2 separate regions of the Homo sapiens genome follow, and region 1 is linked to region 2. The links are chromatin loops, found by intact Hi-C in ENCODE. Cell type or tissue: PC-3. All regions are shown on one strand. Links, peaks and the distances in the headings refer to the core of each region. The heading gives the core; the rest is flanking DNA. Region 1 has its middle 270 kb from the start of LINC01375. Region 2 has its middle 190 kb from the start of LINC01375.

Region 1 (8,348 bases), core at 27-8,026, 73 kb before region 2:
TTTATTTTTCTCTACTCCATCTTCTATGCTGTTAGAACCTACCTTTGAGCTAAGATGATCCATGCGCTCTCCACCCTCTAACAACACAGATGTTGCCGATTATACCAACAGGGCCAGGAAAGGAGCATAAACCCAGGTTAAGCCAGAGGAGATAGGAAGGGTCTTTTCACTGCCTTGGAGAGCCTCTGTCTTGATCTGTCCTGTCCTGTCACCATGTCAAGAACCCTTGTGTATGAATTGCAGAGAGTGTAAATTAAAATACATAAAAATTGTTAAAGCAATATAATTATCAAGAACATGGCTCTGGGAGTAAACAAACCTGTGTTTCAATGCTGGCTCTGCCACCACTAGCTTTAAGTCCCTGAAAAAGTGATCTAATTGCTCTCAGCTTCAGTTTCTTTATGTGTAAAATAGGAATTATAATAACTATTTTGTAAGATTGTTGTAAAATCCTACAGGGATATATTATACATATGTAAAATGCCCGGTGGAGTTCATAGCACACAGACACTCAATGATTGCCAATGCTGTTGTTTTGGTTGTTGCTAGTGCTCAGAGAAGAGAATTTGTTAACCAAGCACACTCCATAAAATGTATACCCTGGAGAATTTTTGTAAAATTTTTCTGACAGTGATATTAGCATAGCTGACATAGAAAATCTGACGTAATAACATTTCCAGTGATAATCTCAAAAATTATATCCAAATAAGAACAGACCTACACACATAGATATAGCTTATGTTAAAATCCTAACATTTTAAACTTGATATCAGAAAGTCCTTCCAATTATGCAAAACTTTTCACTTCTGTTTTAAATTTTAAGGTAATTCTCATAGTAACTTCCATACACTGCTGCAAATGGTACACAAACATTTCAAAAGAATTTTTAAATATGTTGCAAAGACATTATACAAAATTTAGCAGAAATGCTGCAAGTCATAGTGAAGACAAATCTTTCATGGAGAACTAAAATTGTACATAGCCAGAAATTTTAAATTTGAAAAACATATATATATATATATATATATATATATATATATATATATATATATATATATATATAAATTGAGTGCTCCGAGGGGGGAGAAGGTATTGTTAACAAATCCTTCTGAAAAATAAGTAAATTATTGAGATTAAGCAATAACTCAACAAATCAGAAGAAAATGATGAAATGGGAATGACAGAATGAGACTGGGAACAATTTCTTCAGTGTTATGAGATTAGAACTTGCTCAGCTATTACCATCTGTTGATTATAACACTGAGTTCTTGTTATTTCATAAAAAAAAAACATTTGCTCTGGGGAAAGGTTGAACCCCTAAGGCCTGGGGCTGAGGCAAGTTTAAATAGATTGCAAATATCTGCTTATAAGCTAAGTTCAGGCTGCAGTGAGGAACAGGCCAGGATTTCACACTTTTTGGTAGAAGTAACCCACAATTTGCCAGAGTGCATTGTTGGATGCTTAACATTAAAGTTTGTCTTAGTCCATTTTGTGCTACTATAACACAATATCTGAGACTGGATGATTTATGAAGAAGAGAAATGTATTTCTCACAGTTCTGGAGGATGAGAAATCAAAGATCAAGGTGCCGGCATCTGGTGAAGGCCTTCCAGCTGTGTGAATGAAGCAGAATGAAGAAGGGTAAAAGAGCAATTTCATGGTCATAAGCCCTTTTCATAGCAGACTTAATCCACACATGAACTAAACACTTCCCAAAAGGCCCACCTGTGAACACTGTAGTTGCATTGGGAATTAAGTTTCCAACACATGCATTTTGGGGACACATTCAGTCCATAGCAAAGCGTTAACTTATTAGAAATTTTAGCAGCTCTGAGATTTCTAGAGCCTGTAACATACTATGTTCATTGTGATTTTCCAAGATTCAAAAAATGTATTAGTGTTTCCCAAACATAGGCGACCACAATGCTCGTGTTTCTTGGAGCATTTAGAAAAGCAGGCTACTGTTTCATAGACACATTTTTGAGACTCATGGCTACTGTCAGATAAACAGACACAGCCTAAAGTCTGTCTCATAAAACTGCCTCATAATCCCCGCTCCACCTCTTCCCATACCAACACACATCAGATATAGTTTTATGATGAATTACATAAAAATTTACCAAATGATTTTTTCCTAAAATTTAGTTGCAATGCTTTTTATGACATATTTGCCATCTATTGTCATGTAACAAATCCTCAAAATTTCGCAGTTTAAAATGACAGACACTAATTATCTCACATTTTCTGTCAGTCAGGAATCTGGGCACCACTTAGTTGGGTGTTTCTGACTCAAGCTCTTTCATGAGCTATAGTCAAGATGTTAGGCAGAGCTGCAGTCTCATGTGGATGAGATGACTGAGGTCAGTTAATTTGTGTACAAGCTCATTCACATGGCTGTTGACAGGCCTTGGTCACTCACCCCATGGGCTACTCCATAGGACTGCCCTACAATATGGCAGCTGGCTTCCCCCAAGGCAAGTGACGCCAGAGCTGTGAGGGGGAGCACACTCTTCCATATTCTATTCATTAGAAGCAAGGCAATAATTCCAGCCACCCCAAAGAAGAAGAGATTGCCTAAGGCCAGGAACACTAGGAAGCAAGGATCATTGGGACTCCTCTCACAGGTTGCCTAATGCATTGTCCAAGGATTTCATGTAAATGCTTCCTTTTAGTCAATATCTAAATATGTCAAGCTCATTACTACATTATACACATTATCCCTAATTCTAACAATAACTCTACATAGATAACTATTATTGGTGTTTTTTTAGCAAAATAAGTGAGGATCTGAGAGTTTAAGTAACCCTCCAATGATCACATAGCTTATACGTAACAGGAACAAAACTTGAAATAACTTATCTGCCAACTAGTTCCATGACTTTTCAATCATGTCTCTACTATTTGAGATATGTGTCACTGAATTTATTATTCTAAAGGTATATTAGAATGCTGTACTTGTCAAGCACTGAAATGCAAAAGAAATCATAAAACTGAAAGTAACAAAATGTCAAAAAAGAAACTAAATATTTATATTATTCTGTTCACTGAAATCTTGCCTTCAGATGAAAATTCATTATTGATGGTGCTTTAATAAAGAGATATTTTAATTCAAATTCCTGAGCAATATAAATAAGCATTTTTTGAAGTAATAATTCTGCAAATAGAGCAATTTTATATTACCAGAATGTAACTGGACCCAGGTTTGGCTGTTTGCCACTTGAAAGCCAAACATGACAGGCAAGGGCTGGTGGGCAGAAAAGTGGGTTTAATTGGAGAGACAGCAAACCAAGAAGATGGTAATTTGACATTTTAAAGTACTGTCTTAAATTTTAAAATTTACCATAGGGTTTTTAAAGGGAAACTTGGCATGGGAGACATGAGGAGTTGTGCAGGGTGCAGGGTCTACGTGTCTTCATTCTGATGGTTATCTTGGGCAATCACCCATCAGGAAGTCTGGTCGGCATTATCTTGACTTTGGCCTGTTGGTGGTGGACTCATTGTTCACAACTTTCCCAAAGTAGGCGGATTCCACAACAGGGTTTCCGTGCCTAGGTTGTTGCAAGATTAGCCTCTGGGATTTCTTAGGCAAGAGTATAGTCAGGTAAGTATGCATTGCCAGAGGGGAGTGTTTAGAGAGGGAAGGAATGAAGAGGTGAGAGGGGAGGAAACGAAGAAAAATAATGTGGATAATTAAAAAATATTTTTTAAACTGAGGTTCCTGGTTATAAGAATATGACATAACAGAAAAAAGGAAAATGCCTGAAGATTCTGCTAATTTGAACAATATATATGCATATAGCTTAGTTTAAAAGCATATAATACATGAGATTCAGGGTCAAAATTCCTATGAAATATTTTTTGTCAGAGAATCGGGAATTCAATTTTCATTGGAATCAGTATAGAGCAGAAAAGAAACGTTGTGTTTATCCTATTAGCTGTTCTCTGTACTACGTCTGATTGTAAAGAACAGAAATAAATAAATACTATCCAGGAACAGAGAGTGAGTTGAAAGCATCAGGGAAATGTGTTTTTCTATGATCCCAGCTGGATTTCACCAGGGCTAAAATCGCATTCCATAAGGATGAGATCAGTGATGGGTGAGACAGAACATGTCTCCCAGCTTTCTACAGATTGTAATCTGATCTACATAGATTACAGCTATGTACTACAAATCTAAATTAACTCAAAGTTTTATGAAAAAAACAGACGTTGGGGTGGTGGAAGAATGAAGTGGCAGAGCATAGAGGATCTTTAGGGCAGTGAAAATACTCTGTATATTTTAATAATGGATATGGGTCATTGCACATTTGTCCAATACCATAGAATGTGTAACACCAAAAGTGCACTCTAATGTAAATTATGGGCATTGGGTGATTATATTATATTGCTTTAGGTTCATCACCAATAACAAATGTATCACTCTGGTGGGGTATGTTGATAATGAAGGAGGTTATGCATGTGTGGGGGCAGAGACTACATGGGAAATCTCTGTATATTCTCTATTTTGCTGTGAACCTAAAACTGCTTTAAAAATAGTCTTTGAAAATAATAATAATAATCAGGAAAGATGTGTCAGGAGTTGCAAAGAGAGTGAATATTATTTAGTTTAATTCCATTAAAAAAAATCCACACCTGACACAATTGATTTTCTTAATTAATTTTAGTTAATGATTTTAAAAGACACTAAATGCTACTGTAGACAAACTCAAGTTTTGGAAAAAGCCAAATCAAAACTAGTAAACAAATTAATTTTGATTTATTTACCCTTTACCCATCTCCCCATCACTCCTGCCACTCTTACAAACTGCTACTCTTATAAACTGCCACTCCCTTTATCCCAGCCACTCTTACAAACTGATGTCTGGGAACTTGCATTCTCTACTTCTTTCTGGTTCCAGCAAAAATCAACCTATTCTAAGGCCCATCTTCTCAGGCTTGCTCCCTGCTTGGACATTAAGAAGCACTTTTAAGCAAAGGAGGTCTCACTTGCTAATAGTATCATAGAAATGTTTTTCTGCTTGCACAATCCCTTGTAAAATAGACCTTAGTTATTTTGCAGTTGAGTAATGATATGGTTTGGTTCTGTGTCCCCACCCAAATCTCATCTCGAATTGTAATCTCCATAATCCCCATGTGTCAAGGGTGGGTCCTGGTGGGAGGTGATTGGATCATGGGGACAGTTTCCTCCAGGCTGTTCTCATGATAGTGAGTGAGTTCTCATGAGATCTGATGGTTTTATAAGTGTTTGACAGTTCCTCCCTCATGTGCTCTCTCACCTGCCACCATGTAAGATGTGTCTGCCTCCCCTTCAGCCATGACTATAAGCTTCCTGAGGCCTCCCAAGCCATGTGGAACTGTGAGTCAGTTAAACCTCTTTTCTTTGTAAATTACCCAGTCTTGAGCAGTTATTTATAGTATAGCAGTGTGAGAATGGACTCATACAAGTAAAGTAACATTTGGATAAATAATGGCAATCCACCCAAAATGTTCCCCTCAAAAGACTTGTACAGAAGCCAATGATTTGATAGTGAAACTTTTATCTGAGAATGAGGTACTCCGCCAGGGTAGCAAGAAGGGAAAGAGGGGAAAGGTAGTCAGGGACAAAGTCCTGACCAGGTTTAAAATAAGCAGTAATATTCTCTGTTCTAATTGTTGTTGATAGATGTCACGTAGATAGTATCACATTTATTACAAATTACATTGTAAAAATAATAGTTTCATTGCGGAAAAAGAGCTAAGAGCTAAGGATATATTAACTTTCAATGATAATTTGATTTTCCTAGAAAACATTTGAATAATATTTTTAAGACTACAAGGATACATTGTTATTTAAAGCTAAAGATAATAATGTGATGACAAAATTTGAGTAGAGCAAACCTAATTAAAATAAAAAAATTGGGATAGCACAAAATATTGGCAAAATGTGTTGATTTTCTAAATTATCAAAATAAACCGCACCACAGAACTCAACTTCCAATGTAAATTAAAGAAAACAATTCCAAGTGAGCAGCCGCCCCAAAATAAAGCAGCTTTCTGTTACTGTATCACACATATGCCACAGTATGACCCCATTGAGTGTTTAAATACATTATTAAAAAGGTTTCCTTTCTTGTCTGCTCCACTGAGAGAAGCTTAGAAAGTCCCCATGTCATCCTTGGGAAAGCTTCTTCTCATTGAGGCAAAAGATCCTTCCCTCCCAGAAAGGGGTGGAAATTTAAGAACTCTCTAGAGATTGAGTATTCTCACATTGTCAGGGCAATGAACGTAAAGAGACATTGGTGAGTTAATAAGATGAGCTACCCACCCTTGAGAGACAGTTCTTTACAAAGGGAAAAGGAGAGTGGTTTCAGTCCATAAGGGGCAGGTGCCTGACATACCTCTAATACTGCAGTCCTGATGTGGCTAACACTGCAGTGGAATGGCTGTTGCTGGGTCTGAAGGACTCAAGCACTAACAGCTGCGACCTGGAGAACCAAGATAAGAATACTTTTGGTGGTGCAAGGTGCTGAGGGATTGGAGTCATCTTGCCTCAAAGAGTTCTGACCACCTCACCTCACAGGATAGGATGAATTTCCAACCGTGATGCTTCAGGGCAGCCAGAAGTAGTGGCATTGGCCAGATTATATTTTAGGCCTTCCCTCTCCCATCCCACAATTGGATGGGGAAGTTGGATAGATCTCATTCCTCATGGATTCAATACATTTACTAGGTTTTTTGACCATTCAAAGGAAGGTGACATGAAAAAAAAGAGAGAGACTAGATCTGACACCATACTGTGGTATCAAAGCTTGAGTTTGATTTCATTTATAAAATAAAAGAAACATGACTGGAATTGAACGCTAGATATGTATAGCAATTAATAATATTGCAAATACAACCTTTTTTATACCTGCATTTTTCTATTTGCAGTATAATCTGAACAGCAATCATTTGTTAGGTTGATATATTCCACATGTAAAACATGTCTCCAATTCAGTTATCACATTTTAGCTAATTTGTATTATTAAAATGCCGTGAATGCCCTCCAGTCAAATATCCTCAGGAACACACTCATAGTTGAACAAGTTGGGTTTATTACTTGTTGCAGTGAGAATGTACACCATGGAAACATGGAGTGTCTCGGGAAGAGGGTGTTAGAAAGAATTTACTATAAGATTTGGGGTTGTGTTACGTGACAGGGAGGATTTAAAGATGTGAGGCTTTGCTCTGGATTACATCCTCTTAGAAAGTTAGGGTAATTTTAGTTATTTACCTTAATTAATCTTACCTAGAAGGAGGGATGCCTAGACCAAGACAAAGCAGTAATCGGTTAAAAGAAGAAAAAAAGCAGCAGTCACTTCTATTGTCAAGATAGAGAGATATTTGGTCATTTGTGTGGTTTGGATAGTGTTTGTATTTTGCTTTGTGTTCAGGCATGATTATAGAGTGGCCCTATTTTTGTCTTGATTGATCATGTTCACAGTAACTTTGTCTGATGTTGCTGTTCTGTGAAGTTGTTTAACCAGAGAACACCAAGACATAGCTGTAAATGCCAGGCAGCTCATAGTAACACAAAGGCCTAGATAAAAATGTCCAGACAGCTCCTTGAGGCTTTTGTTTGTCTCAACTCTGTATAAACAACATGCCAACTTCTAATCCCAAGTGTAAGAACTGGGTGATACATACAAGAGAAAATCAGGAGTCAGGAATGAGTAATGAGGTGAATATAGACTCTAAACAGGAGTTGTTAAAAAAAAAATAAGGGGATGGTGTTATGGGCTGAATTATGTCCCCCCAAAAAAAGATATGTTGAAGTTCTAACCTCCAGGATCTCTCAAAATATGACCTTATTTATAGGGTCACTGACAATATAATAAAGAAAGTTAAAATGGTAGACTGGAGGAACATGGGCTCCTAATTTAATAGGACTAGCATCCTTATAAGAAAATGGCCACTTGAAGACAGAGACACATGGAAAGGATGCCGTGTGATGATGAAAGCAGAGACTGGATTTAGGCAGCTGCAAGCCAAACCACCAAGGATTGCTGGCAATAGCAAAAGCTAGGAAAAGCAAGAAAGCATTTCCTCACAGGTTTCATAGCGTAGTTCTACCAACACCATGGTTTAAAACTTCTAGCCTCCAGAACTATGAGACAATAAAGTTCTTTTGTTTTAAGTCATCCAATGTGTGGTGCTGTGCTATAGCAGCTCTAGGAAACTGATAGAGATGGGCTGGAATAACTCCTGACAATAATATCATGTTTCATTGAATGAGACACTCTACTGAGTGACTGCAGGTCTAGCTGGTCTAAGACGTCAGAGTCAACAATGATCAAATTCTAAGATTTTGGAAAAAGTTGCCATTTCGA
Region 2 (8,348 bases), core at 152-8,151:
AGTTCATGTCCTTTGTAGGGACATGTATGAAACTGGAAATCATCATTCTCAGTAAACTATCACAAGAACAAAAAACCAAACACCACATGTTCTCACTCACAGGTGGGAATTGAACAATGAGATCACATGGACACAGGAAGGGGAACATCACACTCTGGGGACTGTTGTGGGGTGGTGGGAGTGGGGAGGGATAGCATTGGGAGATATACCTAATGCTAAATGACGAGTTAGTGGGTGCAGCACACCAGCATGGCACATGTATACATATGTAACTAACCTGCACAATGTGCACATGTACCCTAAAACTTAAAGTATAATAATAATAAAAAAAAAGAAATTGTTTCTCCAGACTTTAATCACCTTAATTCCAGGTTTGCTCCCCTCTGAGCAAAATGGCAAAGAAGGTTTAGTAACAAGGGGGTAAGCCCTGATGTAGTTAAGTTGGTAAGCATTAGGGCACAATGACAGTAGGAAACTTGGACACGAAAATCAGGACATCAGGCATACAAATGGGTGAGAATTTCTTTTGGAAAATTTCTTTGGAAAATTGTAAAATTGGTACACCTGAAAGTTGGATGATACGACTTGTTTTCCATTATAGCCGGAAGCATATGGCTGTTTAATCTTTGATCCAGATCATTATGATTGGATTGCATGCATAATGGAAGCAGGGAGAGTCCACTGGCCTCATTCACAGAAATTAAGGATGTTTTGGAGTTCTTTAGGATGCTAGTACAGGGATGAAGAAGATGGGAGAGCTATTTTCTTACTGGAGTTCCCTAGATTTTCTTTTCTGACTCTGACTTGCTCCTCAGTTCCAACCTACTGAAAAGAATTTTAACAGTCACTACCCAGTGTCCATACCAAAGTGATTCATATCTATGAAGTAGATCATAAAACAATATTTCAGAAGAAATAATTCTAAGTTGTGGATTTCCCCCATTATCTAAGTAGCTATCACAAAAGATACTCAAATACATTTTTAATTTTAAAAAAGTTTAATTAAAAAATTAACACATACCATATAGCACTTTGAGGAAGTATGTGTTTTTAAGACGTAAGATGTTATAAAATCAGAAAGTGTTAAGATATTGAAAACTACAAAATCTTTATATTCTGAAGAAAACTAATTCCTACTAAAACAAAGATTCTGGTGATGCCCAGGAAGGCTGGGAGGCTCTGAGCTATCCCAACATGATAATATGTGGACAAATGGGCAATTTTATTATATAAGCACATGTTCATTGTAGAAAAAGTAGAGAATATCAAGAAGAAAGCAATAAAAAGGGAGCACCTATAATCCCAAAACCAATTAGATAACCATTAGTAACCTTTTAAAGTGTACTGTCTAGATGTTTTCATATGCATTAATTGTAAAAATAAGGGAGAAGGAATTCTACTCTATATAATTTTATAACCTGTTTTCATTAACTTGACAGCAATTTCAAGCCTAATGACATAGCACCATAGACATTATTTATGATTTATTTAACCTTATTGTTGGATTTCTGGATTTCTTTCCACTTTATCTCAATAATAAACACTTCCACAATGAACATGCTTGTAGGTTAATCTTTGTACACATCCTAAATTTTATTATGATAGATTTTTAGAATGTAATTGAGGAGACAAGGAATAGGAACTTTTTTAAGTTTGTCAAAACAGTTCCAAATTTCCCTACAGAAATTTGGTATCTGCAAAGTGTGAGACTGCTCGTACCCATAGTGTGGTTATTTGTACTGATGGAAACATTTTTCTCTTAATTTATGTCACTCATATTGCCACACATTCCAATAACCACTGAAGGATTCTTGGATGGTCCAAGAATATGGTTGAGAATAACGTTCATTTCCCTAGAAACCTTTCTTTTCCCTGACTAGTTACATATGGCTATCATACAATCCTTTTCAGATTTCCCCCAATCAGTTTTCAATGATTTAACACAGTTTAGAATATTTCAATTATGGGCCGGGTATGGTGGCTCACACCTGTAATCCCAGCACTTTGGGAGGCTGAGGCAGGCGGATCACTTGAGGCCAGGAGTTTGAAACCAGTCTGGCCAACATGGTGAAATCCCGTCTCTACCAAAAATACAAAAATTAGGCGGGCATGGTGGTACATGCCTGTAATCCCAGCTACTTGGGAGGCTGAGGTAGGAGAATCACTTGAAACCGGGAGGTGAAGGTTGATGTGTGCAGAGATTGTGCCACTGCACTCCAGCCTGCATGACACAACAAGACTCTGTCTCAAAAAACACCAAAACAAAACAAAAAAAAAAATCACTTCCGATTGTCCTCGCAATAGGCTACAAGTTACGCTAAATCTTTGGAATATTTCTTGATTAGAAAAAATTATACTGAGAACCAAATCTGAATGATTTAGCATTTAAATATCAACATTCACACACTGCACCATTCAAATTACATAAGAATTTGGTTTAAGGAAGAGATGCTTCAAAATGCTTTTGTTTCTCTTTAAAGCTAGTACTTGAGCATGTTTAAATGGTCATTTCATTAAAATCAATTAAATTGTTAATTTCCCTAGCCACAGAAGAAAACGTTAAGAGGAAAAGTCGATTTTCCATCAGTGGAGAAAATGACTGCAGTGCCATTTTTAACAACCAATTACAGCAGTTGTCCTCTGTAATACCTGGGCTGCAGTCTCCAACTGGATTCCTTCTGCTTCTTTTTCTTCCTTTCTTTTGATTTTTTTTTTTTGAGAGTAAAAAAGAAGACATTATAAGAGGCAATTCTGTCTAAGAAAAGGAAAGGATTTAAAAAGAGAGGGCTTCATTTCGAAGCATCCACAGGACACCATGGAAAGCTCCCAAGCACTTGAAAAGAAAATCTCACTCCACAGACAAAAATAAGGATAAAAATTTTCTTTGGATACAGCTAAGACAGGGGGTGGGGGATGAGAAAATCACAGTGCATTTTTAAAGCATGGGCTTTGCAAGCTGCATGCCCTCAAAGAAGTAACTTTAAAGAATTGAGGTGAATCCAGCAGGTGATCTTGTCACCTACTTTTTATTGTTTCATGATCTTTTAATTATGGTTAAGACATGGTGTCTGACCTCAAAGTACGCAAGTTCTACCATTTTGGCTGTTTGATGAGACATTTGTTCATCAAAGCACATTCCATGCCAAAGGCTAAGGATGCAGCTAACCTGACCCCGGAGTGAACTGAAAGAAGGAGACAGCACAGCCGTGGGTATCACAGACAATTTAACTTAGACTTGGATCTCTGAGTACCCAGACGCAGTTTTTGAATCATTCTGTAAACAACTTTACAAATCACAAATGTATTTTGAGTGTTTTCTCTTTACCCAAATGGATTCTCCACTCTCAAAATTTCACAGGCCCCAATTTGAACTTAAAGTCATACTTTAAATTATAGCCTATCAAATTATTAATTTATAAATCTTCCAGAGGAAAAAAGTATCTAAGACCTATCAGAGAGGTAACACAATTCAGGGTCTTTATAAAAATACCTTCTAAAATTTAGTATAAGAATAAAATAAAATAAGCCCTTTTCATTTACAAACTGTCCATTAAAGTAAATCATAAAAATAAATAACAAATGCAAACCATTTTTTTTCTTCAATGAATCAGCAATTTTTCATCTGCAAAATTGTCTTTACTTCTTTGGTAGCAAAACCAAGGTGATATCAAAAAAAAAAGAACAAAAAAGAGAACAAACAAAAAACTTGTTTTGTTTCTCACAACTACAAACAAAAACTACTTTTGATTTGTTTGCCAATTTGGCTGCAATTTGGTAAAGATATTCAATACCACTTAAAAGAGAAAGTGGTTTGTCACAGAGATAACAGTAATAGTCATCATACCTTATGTATATTCACATTGTATAAAGCTTTTTATTAGCAATTTAAGCTAGTAACAGTTCTGTAAAGGACTATTTTTTCCCATTTTATGAGTAAACAAACTCAAAGGTGTTCAATTATTTTCTAGAATGTGGCAGGGTCAGATATGAACTCAGATATGGCTCTAAAATATGTGATGGCTGATGTGTCACAAAACTGATGCCGCCAAGCTGTCTGTCATTTCATAATTTCTGCATAGTTGCTTTCATATTCATCCAAAAATGAAGATGCAGTTTACAAACTACTCAATCCTTCCTTTTTAACCATTTGTCTATTTGTACATCATTTATTCATAAATACTTAATATATGATTCCTGCATTTGGCACTGAGAATCAAGATAACTAATTACATCTTCATGACATCCAAGATCTCAGTTGAGAAAAATATAAAGATTTTTTAAAAGTTATTAAAAGAGCCTGATAAATGTATGTGATGTCAAAAGGTACACTGTGCTTTAGAAGCCCAGAAGAAAGGATAAACAAAGAGATAGAAGAATCTTCCCTAGGGAGACCCCAATTTTGCTGGGTTTGGAGGATGAATAAGAGTTCACCAGTATTTTCATCTTCCATTTCTTTCCTTTTAATAATTCAGTAGGCAAATAGACAAGTAAAAAATATATTTCACAAGTTATTTCTTCTTTATATAAAATTATAAATAGTTTTAATTGAATTTCCTTTGGTTATTCAAGGAATAGAAGAAAGACAACTTGTTCCAGAGAAAACTCTTTAGCATTTATCAGTATCAGTGGATAGTCAGGAAAAGAAGAGGGCACTTTATTCCTTTAGAGAAGGCTGGGGCCCCTGAGTCTAAGTCAGAGTTTTGGGGTTTTATTGTTTTTGATTTCTTTGTGGTTCCTTATAAGCACAGTTTGGTTTCCTCAATATTAGAGTTAGGACTAAGGAATGCATTATATCAAGAAGAGATAAGAAATGTATAGTTTACTTAACATAGTTGTATTTCGCTCTTTATGTTTCTTTTGCTCTGCTAACCATTTGCATAATGTTTCTTGTTATAAAAAGAAAAAGCCTTTTATGGATCTGCTAAATGCGAACTGCAAAAGATAAAGAGATGGTGTCTTTTTCAAGTCTTCCATGCTTTGTGGTGGGCTTTGCACTGTAGGTACATCATCATTGTAGGTTGATTCAACAGGAGATCCCAATCCAAGTGCCCTTCTTTCAGATTTCATTTTCATTCTCAGACAAGCTTACTCACTCTGCCACCTATTGGCAGAAGAAACATCCTCTGGTTGAGCTAATTCTAAGCACTCCAACCTCAACTTGGATGAAAATTTTTCACCAAAAAACTGATAGCACGATACATTATCTTCTCTACTACATGCATTATAAGTTAGGAGAAGAAAATGCTTGTGACTAGCTAATTCTGACAAAGCTTATTTGGTAAAGAAGGTTAAAATCATGGCAAAGGTGAGTTTTGCGTTTAAGGAATTAACATAGATTCCTTTGTGCATCGTACTGATAGTACTGTACTGAGCATCCGGACCTTGATTTATCCTTCAGAACATGATTCAGCCTCTGAGTCTTCATTTTCTTCTAGTTCAAAAAGGAACAAGAATATCTTCATTGCCCAACTCACAATGAGTTTAGGAGACAAATAAGATATGGATATGTGACCACAGAATGATTCATCCAGATGGATTTTCTCCCTTAATCTTCCTCACCTTTCTCCATCTGCCCTCTTGAAAAAAAAATCCTTTGAAATAGCTATTCAATTAATTTCTCTCATTTTTTATAGGAGACAACAGAGTCCCAGAAACGTAGTGATGATCCATGAGATGTGGATGAACTTGAGGAGACAAATCACAGATTTGGCCCTAATGCCTAGAACTAAGAAGTAGCTTAAAGAAACACAGCAGAACAACTGCAGCCCCTCACGTTTTTTTTTTATCTTTTTGTGGCTCTCAACACATTCTGAGCAATGATATGTGTGGTGTGTGTGTAACTGTGTCTCATATTCTACACAATGCATAATACAGAGTAGGCTCTTTATAATATTAAATGGGTGAGGTGGTGAATAAAATAACCTTACAGTGCAATACATCTACTATACAGATGGGTGGATTGAGGCCACAGAAGTCTCAGTGATTCATCTAGCATAAGAAGTAAATCAGAACTTGGGCTACAAGACACTTTGATGTTCTGATTATAGGCCTCTTTCACTTATCTCCTTTGCTCTCCTGTTCCACTGGGAACTCCAGATTGCCAAAGTCCTAAAGCAGATTGGCCTCTTCTGGTACCCTAAATTCTAAAGACTGTGATTCCTTTTCCTCCATAACTCAAGTGAGTCATGGGTGTTTCTGCTGGAATGAGAAGGGGCAGCAAGAGGGGGAAGTGGTAGGTATCACCCTCTATAATAGAAATTGGGAAGACATTAAGCACAGATACTGGCCAAACCTGCAAACAGCTGAGTGAGTTTGGTGTATTTGGGACCAAACACAGCAAACATGATGACATATGCAGGGCAGTGACCATGACTATCTTTGGTCTGGATAAATTGCGGCTCTGGAAAGGCAACACACTTGAATAGGAATTATTTGAAACAGTGCAGGTGTTTTACTGCAACATATTCTACCACAGGAAAGAAGTTTCAGGAGTATCTCTTTTTAATCATGGCCATATCACTCGTGTAAAATAAATGACTTTACCATATGTATAATGCTGGTGAGTGCTGAGGAGCCTTTGGTTAGCTTTATTTCTGAAAGCAGTCTATCCTAATGTACATGCATAAAAACCCAAACCTAATGCATTTTATTATTGGCAGTGGAGCCAATCCACCATTAACAAAGATTATAAGGACCACTTTGGTCATTGCTTATACATCTCGTTGAACACAAATTATAATACTAATTATAGCAATAAATAGCATTGTACTAAATAGTCTATGCTTCATTTAATCATCGCAAAAACCCTATGTAATTAATTTGTATTGCAAATGAAGAACCGAGGTTCAGAGAGATCAAAGGACTTGCCTGGGGTTGTACAGGTAGTCAGTGGGAGAGACAAGCACAGAATTCAAGCACAGCCACTAAGCCCTCACTCACCCTTACCAATAGTCTATTAAATACAGCCTTAAGTTTCTGTTATATGTCCACTTGGTTTATTCCTTCTAGGAGACTGCAAGCTCTTAGAAACCAAGAATCAAGTCTTACACTGTTCCCTAAAAATATCTGTCACAATACTCTTCAGGAATATATCCTAAAATAGCAGGATGGCCAAAACCTGAGGTTTAGCAAATTGAGAGAGGTAGAACAGACAGACAGGCAGACAGGCAGACACACAGATGGAAACATACAACTATTTGAAGATGGGACAATCAGAGGAGGGTGAGAATCAATGGACTATCAGGGAAAAGAAAAATGGAGCATCTCAAATTTAATACTTGAGCTCTGATTTGTTTCAGCCAACTCTAGTAATAAGATATGTCCTTGCAGAGAAATGGCTAACATCTCTCCTGATTTACACATAAAAGGATTTATTGTTCTTCTCACCTCTGTAAAGCAATGTTAAGATCAACAGGATTAGTGGCATTATATGGTGCTCTCCACAGAGTTTAATGCCATTTCAGGCTGTTAAAAATTTATAGAAACAAATAAGAGAGTCCAATATCAGCTGAAGCTCTAATCCCCTTGAAGTGAAGAATAGCTTTCAGGCTGACATTTCTTTTGGAAATATAAACCCAGGTGCTTGCAGTTTGCAGATGACACTAACCTTCCTCTTGAGCCATAACTGTAGAAATGCTGGCCAGACAAATGTGGAAGAGTGTCTGAAGATACTGGGATGCACAGATCAGTTCCATTTCTTCATTAAGTCTTTAAGCACACAGGGCAAAGAGTACAAGGGTGACAGTGAGATGATCCTTCCTCCCCAAGGGTGAAAGAGGCTCGGAGATAAAAAAGGTAAACCTGCCCTATAAATATTAAGGGACAAAATCATCCCACAAGAGTGGATAGGCAAAGGCCCTTGAAAAAGGCACAGTGGTTTCTAGGCCATCAATAGTTATTCATTCACCTATCCATCTATGCATTCATAAATTTAAAAGACAAAATGTCTGTCATAAAAGAGATTAATTAGCAATGGAAGCCTAGAAAACCATGTTTTTCTCAGATACATATTCACAATATTCCACCTAGGGAGCAGAAACTCAATCCCAAAGACCCCAACCTGTCTGGTCCCCGTGGCAATTCCACACGATCATGGAAAGAGATGCATCAGGCCCTCTCCACCATGTGATTCTTCTGATTCTCTTTCCTTATCATAAATCATAGAATCTAAGACTCAAAGAATCCATTCAAAAATGCACATTATTTTATATACAACTAAAGAAGAAAAAACAAGCTGCAATTATACTATACTATATATTTCTTATAAGATAAACTTTTAAAATATTACAGTAAAGTGCTTATTTAGGCTTTGTTTTATATAACTTCCTTTCACCTGTCCCTGCAAAATC

The links. A loop is a pair of places that touch in the nucleus more often than their neighbours do. Peaks named below come from ENCODE experiments on the same cell type or tissue, not always from the same donor. Only the 100,000 strongest peaks of a DNase experiment are listed, where the experiment ranks them.
Region 1: it touches region 2 in a loop (3-fold over the local background); 3 of 110 quality-filtered maps call a loop at or near these places.

What each region holds. Positions count from the first base shown.
Region 1 is chr10:90,218,304-90,226,651 of GRCh38, reverse strand. No RefSeq gene overlaps it. Among named protein-coding and RNA genes, the nearest start is that of LINC01375, 270 kb to the right of the region's middle. In PC-3, for the core only: no CTCF peak of the experiment used is centred there; a DNase peak (open chromatin) is centred at 4,071; H3K27ac peaks cover 1,382 bases.
Region 2 is chr10:90,145,434-90,153,781 of GRCh38, reverse strand. No RefSeq gene overlaps it. Among named protein-coding and RNA genes, the nearest start is that of LINC01375, 190 kb to the right of the region's middle. In PC-3, for the core only: CTCF peaks have their summits at 4,915 and 5,116 (motif pointing left); a DNase peak (open chromatin) is centred at 5,451; H3K4me3 peaks cover 627 bases; H3K27ac peaks cover 856 bases.